Linked DNA regions of Homo sapiens: region 1 is linked to region 2. A link is an interaction called in ENCODE POLR2A ChIA-PET data of the cell type or tissue named here. Cell type or tissue: PC-3. All regions are shown on one strand. Links, peaks and the distances in the headings refer to the core of each region. The heading gives the core; the rest is flanking DNA. Region 1 has its middle 13 kb from the start of CDH2. Region 2 has its middle 74 kb from the start of CDH2-AS1.

Region 1 (5,391 bases), core at 225-5,224, 340 kb after region 2:
CTGCCTATCTTTTTCTTTCACCCTTAGCCATATGGAGGACAAGCTGGCTTTAGCACAGCTATGGCACAGACTACAGAGTGCATGAGAAAAGAAACGATGGGGTCACCAACAGTGTGGAAGGGAAGGAGCACTATAGTGAGCTGGAGCTTGGACACATGAAGGATCCAATGAGATTCTTAAACTCTGTGTGTCCGGCAAACGCTAGCAGTGAAGAGATGTTAAGTTCATATATCTTCTCCTTGAAGAAAAGCAACATCCTAAGATCTCAATAAACAAAAAATCCTTCATTTGGTTCAGAAGATCCTAGAAAAGTTAATTCAAGATGCTGACTAAAATCTTAAAGATGTTCCCTGGTAGAACATGTTTTTGTTCGTTTATTTCTAAGAATCACAAAGTCAATCCAGTTCCTTGCACATTGCAAACCTCTAAGAGATCCCTTTGCACCCTCTAAGTTCTGCAGTTTGGATTACTGACAGCATCTCCTATAATCAATACAGCATAATTGGATTATTACCAAAGGCAAAATAATATATTTGCTGTTTTTTAGTTTTTAAAAGCTAATATTTTAAAAATACAAGTTTAATCATCTTTACCATCTAGGTAATAAAATACATATGTGCCCCCACATGTGTTTAAATAACCAATATCATAATTAATATTTTTTCCAGAAATAAAATTCTTAAATCTTTATAAAAAGTTTTGAACATACAAATACTTTGTATCCCTAGCTATTATTTTCTTAACTTCTGTTTTCATTTAGAAATATTTGCTTTTGACCACAATCTTCTTCACTAAACAGTTTTCATCTTTGTCCTCCTTTGATTTGAAACCCTTAGCTAATATAATTTCTTAGTTCTCTTTACTTGGTGCAGTTTTTAAAAGGTCTATTTATTTTGAGTCAGCTTACAATGTCTTAAAAATAAGCAAGGAAAGAAAAAATAGGGAGTAGAGGGGAGGAAGAAACAAAAAAAATTCAGTTATGAACTGTTGACTTTTTCTATGCTTTGTTTAAATGTCTAATCTTAAAGGGAGTATGGTGGAATCCTGCTCTTTGAACCAGCCATTAGGAGGTGCTCACAGTTTAGAACAAACTCTTCAGACCTTTAAGACTTGTCTAGTTTTTCTGTTCTGTAGAACTTTAATTTTAGAAATTTTCTTTCACTTGAACATACCACTTGTAAAAATTGTGTAGCCGACAGCTCTGGGAACCAAAGTCATCCAATTAGTCCAAAAAACAAATGTTTTATGGCATCTATCACCACAGAACACCAATAGGCCCTCAGACAACCACATCAGGTTAAAAGAAAAACATGTATTTGAGAAGGAAAGCCTTCTTGGCTATTTTGCTTTCAGAGAGAAATGGTTGATATTAACTGGTGTAAGGCAGTGGTCTTCAGGAAATGTTTCCAAGGGCTATATCTAATTTTGTAAAGTAAAGGGCATATTTGTATTCTGAAATATGCCTACAGGGTAGAGTGTACTTTCTTTTCTTTTATTTTTTTTTTGAGACGCAGTCTTGCTCTGTCACCGAGGCTGGAGTGCAGTGGCGCTATCTCGGCTCACTGCAACCTTCGCCTCCCAGGTTCAAGTGATTCTCCTGCCTCAGGCATCCTGAGTAGCTGAGATTACAGGCTCGTGTCACCACGCCCCACTCTCACAGCTGTTTATTATAGACACATTCACACCGTTACTTTTTCATTTTTGTTTTACCATTATTGCTTTTTATTTGCTATAACAGACCCAGACTGGCAACTTGACGAGCCTTTGGCACAAGTGTGGATATGTTTGGAGCAAAGAAGGCTGAAGGACAAGTATGCGCCATCTTTTGGTGGGTTTTCATTGGCCCCTAAAGCACTGTTTGGAGGAGAGTAAACAATGTTCGCCTACTTATTTATAATAGAAGTTATTGTTAAGGGGTTATAGGTGTTTGTACAGATAGTACAAGCATGAAATGCTATGCATGAATTACTTAACTGATTTAATGATGGCTTCCATAATCTTGTGTCATTTATCAAGTTCAGTGTGACAATCAAATATTGACATTAAATTTTAATTTAAAATTTTCCATATTAAAGGAAATCAATGCACAAAATTTCAAAATTATATGCCTGAGAAAACAGGAAGCCAACTTTATTTTATTTTATTTTATTTATTTTTTGAGACGGAGTCTTGCTCTGTCGCCCAGGCTGGAGTGCAGTGGTGCAATCTCGGCTTACTGCAACCTCTGCCACCCGGGTTCAAACGATTCTCCTGCCTCAGCCTCCCGAGTAGCTGGGACTACAGGCATGTGCCACTACGCTCGGCTAATGTTTTTGTATTTTCAGTAGAGACGGGGTTTCACCATGTTGATCAGATTGGTTGCAAACTCCTGACCTTAAATGATCCACCCACCTCGGCCTCCCAAAGTGCTGGGATTACAGCGTGAGCCGCTGCACCTGGCCTAACTTTAAAATAATTATTATTACTTGGAGTCAACTCCTAGCAAATGGGAACGCTTATCTTATTTCTTTTCATTTCTTTGGCACCCAACTCATAATGTCTTAAGTCCAAGCATTTGCTAGGACTTAAGAGAGGCATTAGGCGTGCACTGCATAATGTTGATGATGACACCTACTGGCAGGACAGGATTTTGCACCCTAGTTCCATAAGACACTGAAGCCCTTTGTTACCTATCTAAAATAAAGATATTTGAAATCTGTACTTTTATTTTATGAATTAAGTTAAATTTCACTAGAAAAGTCTTATTGGAATATGATTATCAGTTCATATAAGCTAAATTATGCTGTGCCAAAAAAACTCCCTAAAACTCTGACAAAGGTTTCATTCTTACACACACTACCTGTCAATCTCAGATTATTAATAATGAAAGATGTGAAATGAAGATTAAATGTCAATTCTGCCTCCAACCCCACCGTTAATTACTAGCAAAGAGTCCCAAGGAAAATCATTGAATATTTCTCCCCTTAGCCATTGATTTGTGATGTGGTCATGTACTAAGTCTCTATTTTGGAACATCTTTTTCTGTCATGGATCAGTCTTTCTGTGTTTGCATCACTTCCAAGCTATTTTAATTGTTACAGCTTCATGATGCATTTACTGTATGAGAAGACTTTCACTTACTTCCTCTTTTTCCTCTTACTGATATGGTTTTAAAAAAATTTTGTAATTCTCACCTGATTATTCTTCCAGGAAAAGTTTAGCATTATTTTGTTAAATTATCACAAATGACATTTGATTTTATTTAAATGGCATGAAACTACAAATTAATTCTATAATAATTAATAACATATTGAGTCTTCTCATCTAAGTATTTTCTATCTCTCCAACATATTTGTAATTTTATTCATCTTAAATGTGTTTTTATAAAAATTTATCCTTGGAATGTTATATTTTGTTATAACCCCTAAGAGTTTTTTACATAATTTTATTTTCACATTTGCTATAGTATCTGCATATGAGTATGCTACTGCTTTTGTATCTTCCTCTTGTAAAAAATAAAATAATTGTATGCATTTTCCATAGGATGACATTTTGCAATTTCTCTAAATGAGTTACTATTTTTCGTCTTGTATTTATATCTGTTAGTTCTGTATGTCTTACAACATTGGCTAAAACCTTCTAGTAAGAATGTTAGAGGCTGGGCATGGTGGCTTGAGCCTGTAATCCCAGCACTTTGGGAGGCTGAGGTGGGTGGATCACTTGAGGTCAGGAGATCGAGACCAGCCTGGCCAACATGGTGAAAACCCATTTCAACTAAAAATACAAAAATTAGCACGGTGCACACCTGCAATCCCAGCTACTTGGGAGAGTGAGGCAGAAGAATTGCTTGAACCCAGGAAGCAGAGGTTGCATTGAGCCGAGATTGTGCCACTGCTTGGGTGACAGAGTGAGAACTCATCTCAAAAAAAACAACAGAAAAAGAACGTTAAATGCTATTTAGAAAAAGCAATAGCTTTTTCTAGACTTAATGGTAGGGTCTCATGGGTTTTATCATTAGGAATTTTTAAAATCATATTGATTTTAAGTAATTGTGAATAAATATTTTAATTATCAATAATAAATGTTTTAATTATTAATAACTTGATTATTAATAATAATTTAATCATGTTGATTCTGTACCCACTGGTATTTCCCAAAATTGTGACTGTTGAATTTTATCTGATGGCTTTATTTCAAAAATTATGATCATGTTTTCTTAAGTAACCTAATAATTTAAGGTATTATAATAATAAACTATATAATATTGATTCTTTCTGCATTCCTGAAATAAATCCTACTTGATGAATATAAATGTTTAAAATCACAAAGGAAATCTTACAAATAGAGCTTAGCACTATATAAAAAAATCGTTTGGAAATGAGTTGGCATTTTTAAAAAATTGATATCCTTGGAAGAATTTGTCATTTCATCTATTTCTAAAAGCATTGTTAATTGTATTTATCACATATTTTTATTTCATATTTGCTAATAATGTTATTAGACATTTGCTTTTATTCTATTTTTTTAAATACTTGGTAATTTAAACAATTTACTATTAACTAATTTTGTTATCTAATTCTTCTTTTAATCCATGTTGGTCTTACTTTCTTTTTCTAAAATTTAGTATGTTTGCATTCTTTAAAACATATAGAAAAATATTTGTACTTATGAATTAACTTTTATGCAGCAATTTTGCTTTGATGGTTTTGTTTATTTTTATCTCTTCCTTAGTCCAATAGTCACTTTAACAGGTTTGTTTTCATTCTCAGGTGGTAAAGTCTTGTTTCCAGTGACAGAAAACTTTATATTTTACATTCAATTGTTGTCAGTTAATGTGGTGTATGATTTCAGTTTATTTGGATTACTGACTGTTTTGGGTCTGATACCAATTTTCATTCATGCTTCTTGCATATTTTACATGAAGGAAGTTACTGGTTATGTCAAGAACTATGACAGGTTGAGATTTTACCCTACTTAAAAAGTTACCTTTCATGGTTGTATGGAAGATGAACAATACATTGTCAGAGACAATGTATTTTATTATTCACAGTAATAGCAGTAGCTAGAGTATCATCATTTTTGTGTCAGTTCCCCATACCCCAATTCACACAGGATGGGTGAAGAGGGCGAGATGACACCAACACACAGAATGGATGCATTACAAGAGAGGAATCCTAAACTTAGGGCATCTGATTCTTTTATAAAAGGCAGTAGGCATGCCTCCCTTTTTTCCTGGAAGGAGATATCTTCATTGTGCTGGGCTGCAAGCATGTCTGACCTTTGCTTTGGAGGGAGACACTCTCTCCATCTTCCTGGACTATAAGCAAACCAGCTCTTTCCTTCAGAGGGACACATTATCTCTTTACTCCAAGGTAATTGTCTATACAAACATCCTAGAAAATACATTCTGGA
Region 2 (5,391 bases), core at 68-5,067:
TCAGGGTGATTGCAGGGCCATGCCCTCTCTGATGGCTCCAGGGGAGAATCTGTCCTTTGCCTCCTCCAGCTCCTGATGGCCGCTTGGCATTTCTTGACTTGTAGCTGCATAACTCATCTCTGCATTCATCTCTACATGGCTCCTCTCCTCTTGTGCCTGTGTTCATCTTTTCTGTGACATTTCCTATTCTTTTTTTTTTTTTTTTTTTTTGAGACGGAGTCTTGCTCTGTTGCCCAGGCTGGAGTGCAGTGGCACAATCTCGGCTTACTACAAGCTCCGCCTCCCAGGTTCATGCCTTTCTCCTGCCTCAGCCTCCCCAGTAGCTGGGACTACAGGCGCCTGCCCCCACACCTGGCTAATTTTTTGTATTTTTAGTATAGACAGGGTTTCACCATGTTAGCCAGGATGGTCTCGATCTCCTGACCTCGTGATCCACCCACCTCGGCCTCCCAAAGTGCTGGGATTACAGGCGTGAGCCACCATGCCCAGCCAACATTTTCTATTCTTATAAGGTCAATTCTCATTGGACTAAAGGCTCACCCTGTTAATCTAGAGTGATCTCCACAAAATCCCTAACTTAAGTATATCTGTAAAGACTCTTCCTGCATAAAGTTAGAACTTAGACTTATCTTCTTGGGGGCCACATTTGAACCCTTTACATGTACCTAAACCCTATTTATTCTTCAGATTTCAGCCCAATAAGTATTTCCTTAGAGCAGCCATTCCTTCTCTGAATAAGCTCATGCTTCTGAGGAAGTACATACTTCTTTGTGGTCTGCTGGCCACATCACACAGCAGCAAAGCAAAGCTTCTTCCTCCATAATCTCACATTGGTACACAGCGTCATGTACACACACATAAAAGAGAACACACACATTAATTCGCTGAAACACATGTGTACAAGCAGGTATGCCCAATCCCAACAGAATTTTGGGAAGTTTGATTCCCACACACCCCCTAACCCATACAACTCTAAGTCTAGCATGATTGCCTCACTGAGGGTCTAGGGTACATTTAGGGTAAACATCTCTGGTGCCATGTAGTGAGTGAGTGGGTTTGATTGTGTTGCAGCCAGGGCTGATGACCATCTGGACTATTAAAAAGTTAACTTGGATCCAAGGAAGTCCAAAAAGTGGTTCTTTTTGTAGAATAGTAGCCAAAATGTATTTTTACTTGAGTAAGTTGTACCCTTTTCTAACATAAACAAAGAAACAGTGTCTTAGTTCATTTCTGCTGCTATAATACGGCAGACTGGGCAATTTATAAAGAAGAGGAATTTATTCTCACAGTTCTGGAGGTTGGGAAGTCCAAAATCAAGATCCCACTATCTGCTCTGATCTTTCCTATTGTGTTCTCTCATAGTGGAAGGAGGAAAGGCAAGAGAGAGCAAACTCACTCCTATAGGCCCTTTTCAAAGTGGCATTAATTCATTCATGAGGGCAGAGCCCTCATGACCTAAACACTTCCCAAAAGGTCCCCGCCTCAACACTGTTACATTGGGTATTAACTTTTCAACACACAAACTTGGGGGTCACATTCAGACCACAGCATATGATATAAGCAAGCTATCAGTGGCACTACCCAAATATGCCCACTTCTGTCCATCACCACTGCTACAACATAGATGCAAGATGCCATGAGCCCTTGCCTAAAATATTGCATCAGCCACCTAATTGTCTCTCTGCTTGTCCTCTATGCTTGCCTCCTTACAATCAGTTCTTCTGTATATGACTTTCAGAATTATATTTTCTGTAACAAATCGTGTCACTTAAATCCCCTGTCATTCCCTTGCTTGAAACACTTCAATGACTTTCCACCAGACTTAGAATATTATCCAAGCTCCTCACTATAACCTATTAGCTTGTATATTATCAGGGTATCCCATCTCTTATCACTTCCCCCATCATTCACCCTGATCCCCACCACTTCAGTGATACTTCTACCTATTCCTTGAAGATATCAAGTCAACTCTCAGCTTAGAGTCTTTCCACAGACTGTTGCCTTTGTCTGGAATACTGCTTCCCTGGGACCTTGTATGCCTGGCTCCTTATTATGTAGATCTCAGCTAAAGATGCCTCTTATTTTATCTAAAATAAACCTCCTCAAATCTCTATCACATCGGTTTATTTTATTTCCTTTGTATCTATGATTACTATCTGAATTAATCTTATTATTATTTATTTCCTATACCCTCTCAGGAAAAGATAAGCTTCATGAGACAGAGTTGGCCCACAATAAATATTTAATGAATAAACGAATGTTTGGCTCCACCAACTCTGCTGTACACACATATCGCAGACTTAGACAAACAGTGTGTCAGTGTTTATGACTGAGCCATAAAGATGTTAATCTAGCTCTTCTTTCAAAGGTTTTTCTTTCTGTTTTTTCCTTCTTTACCCAGCAGTAACAGGCCTTCCTGACAACTCAAGTTGTTTGGCATCTTGGGCTCTTGTCTTTACTCCATTCTCCAGCAGCCTTGGAGTCATTTTATTTTCGTTGCTCTAAACTACATTTGCAAGGTCCAGAACAATGAGATAAACTCTCCCTTCTCCTGTGGCAGAAGCATAAAGGAATTTATAGTATCAGACCCTCTCTACTGGAAAAAGTCTTTTCGTAGTCTACTTTGAGCCCAAGTTACTTATCTGCAAACACTTTAATTTGCAACCAATGCACTAATTTAATGTCATGCCTATTTTCCAGTGCAGAAAAACTGTCTACTGATCTCTGTATACCCCAGTGTACCATAGAAATTAGCACGTAGTAGGTGTTCTGCAGTGTTTACTGAGAAAACAGAATACATTTATGTCTCAAAAAGTTATTAAACTCAGCAGAGACTTAAAAGAATATCAAGTCCCTTCCCATAGGGGAAAAATAACTCTTTTAGATGGAATGAGATTTACTGTGTCAAAATATATAAAAACCAGTTAGACAGAAAAAGCCCTCCACAAGATCAAAATCATCTCCCAAAAGATGTAATGAATGTTTCCATATTTGAGTCACTTCAAACTATACTGAGCACTCTAAAATATGTAATTATAAAGCCCTGTAAAAATAAAAATCTATGTTCCAAGGAAAAGACACTGAGCTCTCCTGATTTGAAACCAAGATGGACCAGCATTCACAGCATGTTAATCTCCTTAAGCCACAGTTTCCACATGTGAGAGAACTTAACCTGTGTCCCGAGGCAGTCAGGAAGCTAAAGCGCTCTTGTCTGCCATGCATGTGAAGACCTTTACATGAAAGGTGTTACAGAAGGCCAAGAAATTCATCTTGGCATTTGTTTCGACTGGAAAATTCCTTCAAATATTATAAGAAGAAATCCCATAAATGACTCATCGGGTTTCAGCCCTTCATAAATTTTAAAATCAAATGATCTTTTAGCTTTAAACTTGTAGATAAAGGTTACAGAAAATTCTGCAGTACTATATAAGGCCAACGGCTCTGGTAATGGCCAGTCTTAGACACATACACGTATTGCCTCTGATGGCTGTGAAAGGGGGATTACCTGTTTATTTTCTGCAATGATTTGCAGGGACAGGGACTAGGGTTTACCTTATGGCATAATAGTCACCAGCCAGCACGCAGTCTGATAGTCCCAAGCAGATGAACTTGATTCACTCTGTTATTTATATTCTCCAATTGAGAATGTTTGCATATAAAAGTTTCATTAATTATAAAAAGAGATAATGTAAAGGAAAAAGCCAGAATCACATCAAAAGGACTTCGGTATTGTGATTCTCTCCCTGCCACACCCCAGTCATATGATTTTGGCCAAGTTATAACATCCTCCAGTTTTCTCATCTGTTAAAAGAAAGAATATATTTCAGCTACCCATTTAACAGAATTGTTGTGAAGATTAAATCATGTAATGCATTTGAAAGCATTAGAAAAATATAATGTAAAATATTTAAATAAAACATTATAGGTATCATTAATACTGCTAACATTTAGATTGAATTGTAGAAAAATTTTAAGTCTTAGTATATTAGTCAGAAAAATTGTATCTGTTTTTGTTTCTTTTTTTCTTTTTTTTTAAATAGAGACAAGGTCTCACTGTGCTGCCTAGGCAGATCCCAAACTGCTGAGCTTAAGCAATTCTCCCACCTTGGCCTCACAAAGTGCTGGCATTTCAGGCATGAGCCCCCCAACCTGGCCATATTTTATCTAATTTCTCTCCTTCTTAAAGAAGGGGACATTTTAACTCTAATCACACCCAATATATCTTACTTTTTGTGTTGTTCAATAATTTACCTATATCTTATTTTTATCCTTAAGTTTGATATTATTATTTTTTTACTCAGTCAACATTGGTTTAGGTTAACCTAAAGTTTACTAAATAATTTAGGATCCCATTTTACATCTCAGACCTTCCCTCTGAAACCATTTGTCTTCTTCCTCATATATTTTGTGTAGAGCTATGGTTCTCCAACAGGAGCAGCATCAGAAGCCCTGGAGAGCTTGACGTAGCACAGCTTGCTGGGCCCGCCACAGTGTCTGGTGCAGGGTGGGCTTGAAGATATGCATTTCTTACGTATTCCTGAGAGGTGCTGCTGCTGCTGCTGGGGACCACACTTTGAGAATCACTAGAAGACTCTTGCCTAGGTTGTCCGTTTACTCTATTGATAGTTTCTTTTGCTGTGCAGCACCTCTTTAGTTTAATTAGATCCCGTTTGTCAATGTTTGCTTTTGTTGCAATTGCTTTTGGCATCTTTTTCATGAAATTTTTACCCATTCTTTTGTCCAGAATGGTATTGCCTAGGTTGTCTTCCAGGGTTTTTATAGTTTTGGGTTTTACCTTTATGTCTTTAATCCATCTTTGTGTTGGTCACAAACTCTCAGTCTTTGCTTGTCTGAAAAACGACTTAATTTGCCTTTCTTCCTGAAGGATAGTTTAGATAGACACATAAATCTAGGTTGATTTGTTTCTTAAGCTTCTCAACAGTACAAATGCTTGTGGAATAATATTTTCTTCTAAGACAGACAAAGAGGGAAAGAAAACAAACCCAGATTTTATTATATTATTATCAATATTAACATTCCACATTTATTTGTACTGTTGAGAAGCATAATATCAATGTAACTGTTCTCTTGGTGGGTAAACTTTTTTTCTCCTCTTTGATCAATTTTATCATCTTCCTTTTCTTGAAAACGCAATTGTCTGAGGTGAAAATCTCTCTCTCTCTCTCTCCACCCCCGCCCCCCACTTCTTTTCTTTCATTTTTCCCTCCTTGAGTGTGGTTTCCTTAATCCGCAGCTTCATGTCTTTCATTAGGTCCGAAAAATTCTTTGCCATTATCTCTTCAAATATAGCCTCAACCCTATTCTTTCTGTTCTTATACTCTCTTATTCAAAGAGAGATTTTCTGTCTTTGTGTTCCCGGGACACAATTTT

The links. Peaks named below come from ENCODE experiments on the same cell type or tissue, not always from the same donor. Only the 100,000 strongest peaks of a DNase experiment are listed, where the experiment ranks them.
Region 1: POLR2A ChIA-PET joins it to region 2 with 5 read pairs; 2 of 35 experiments call an interaction of 5 or more read pairs at or near these places.

The regions. Positions count from the first base shown.
Region 1 is chr18:28,186,992-28,192,382 of GRCh38, forward strand. No RefSeq gene overlaps it. Among named protein-coding and RNA genes, the nearest start is that of CDH2, 13 kb to the left of the region's middle. In PC-3, for the core only: CTCF peaks have their summits at 1,040 and 2,611 (motif pointing left); a DNase peak (open chromatin) is centred at 2,580.
Region 2 is chr18:27,845,315-27,850,705 of GRCh38, forward strand. No RefSeq gene overlaps it. Among named protein-coding and RNA genes, the nearest start is that of CDH2-AS1, 74 kb to the right of the region's middle. In PC-3, for the core only: no CTCF peak of the experiment used is centred there; a DNase peak (open chromatin) is centred at 2,317; H3K27ac peaks cover 1,203 bases.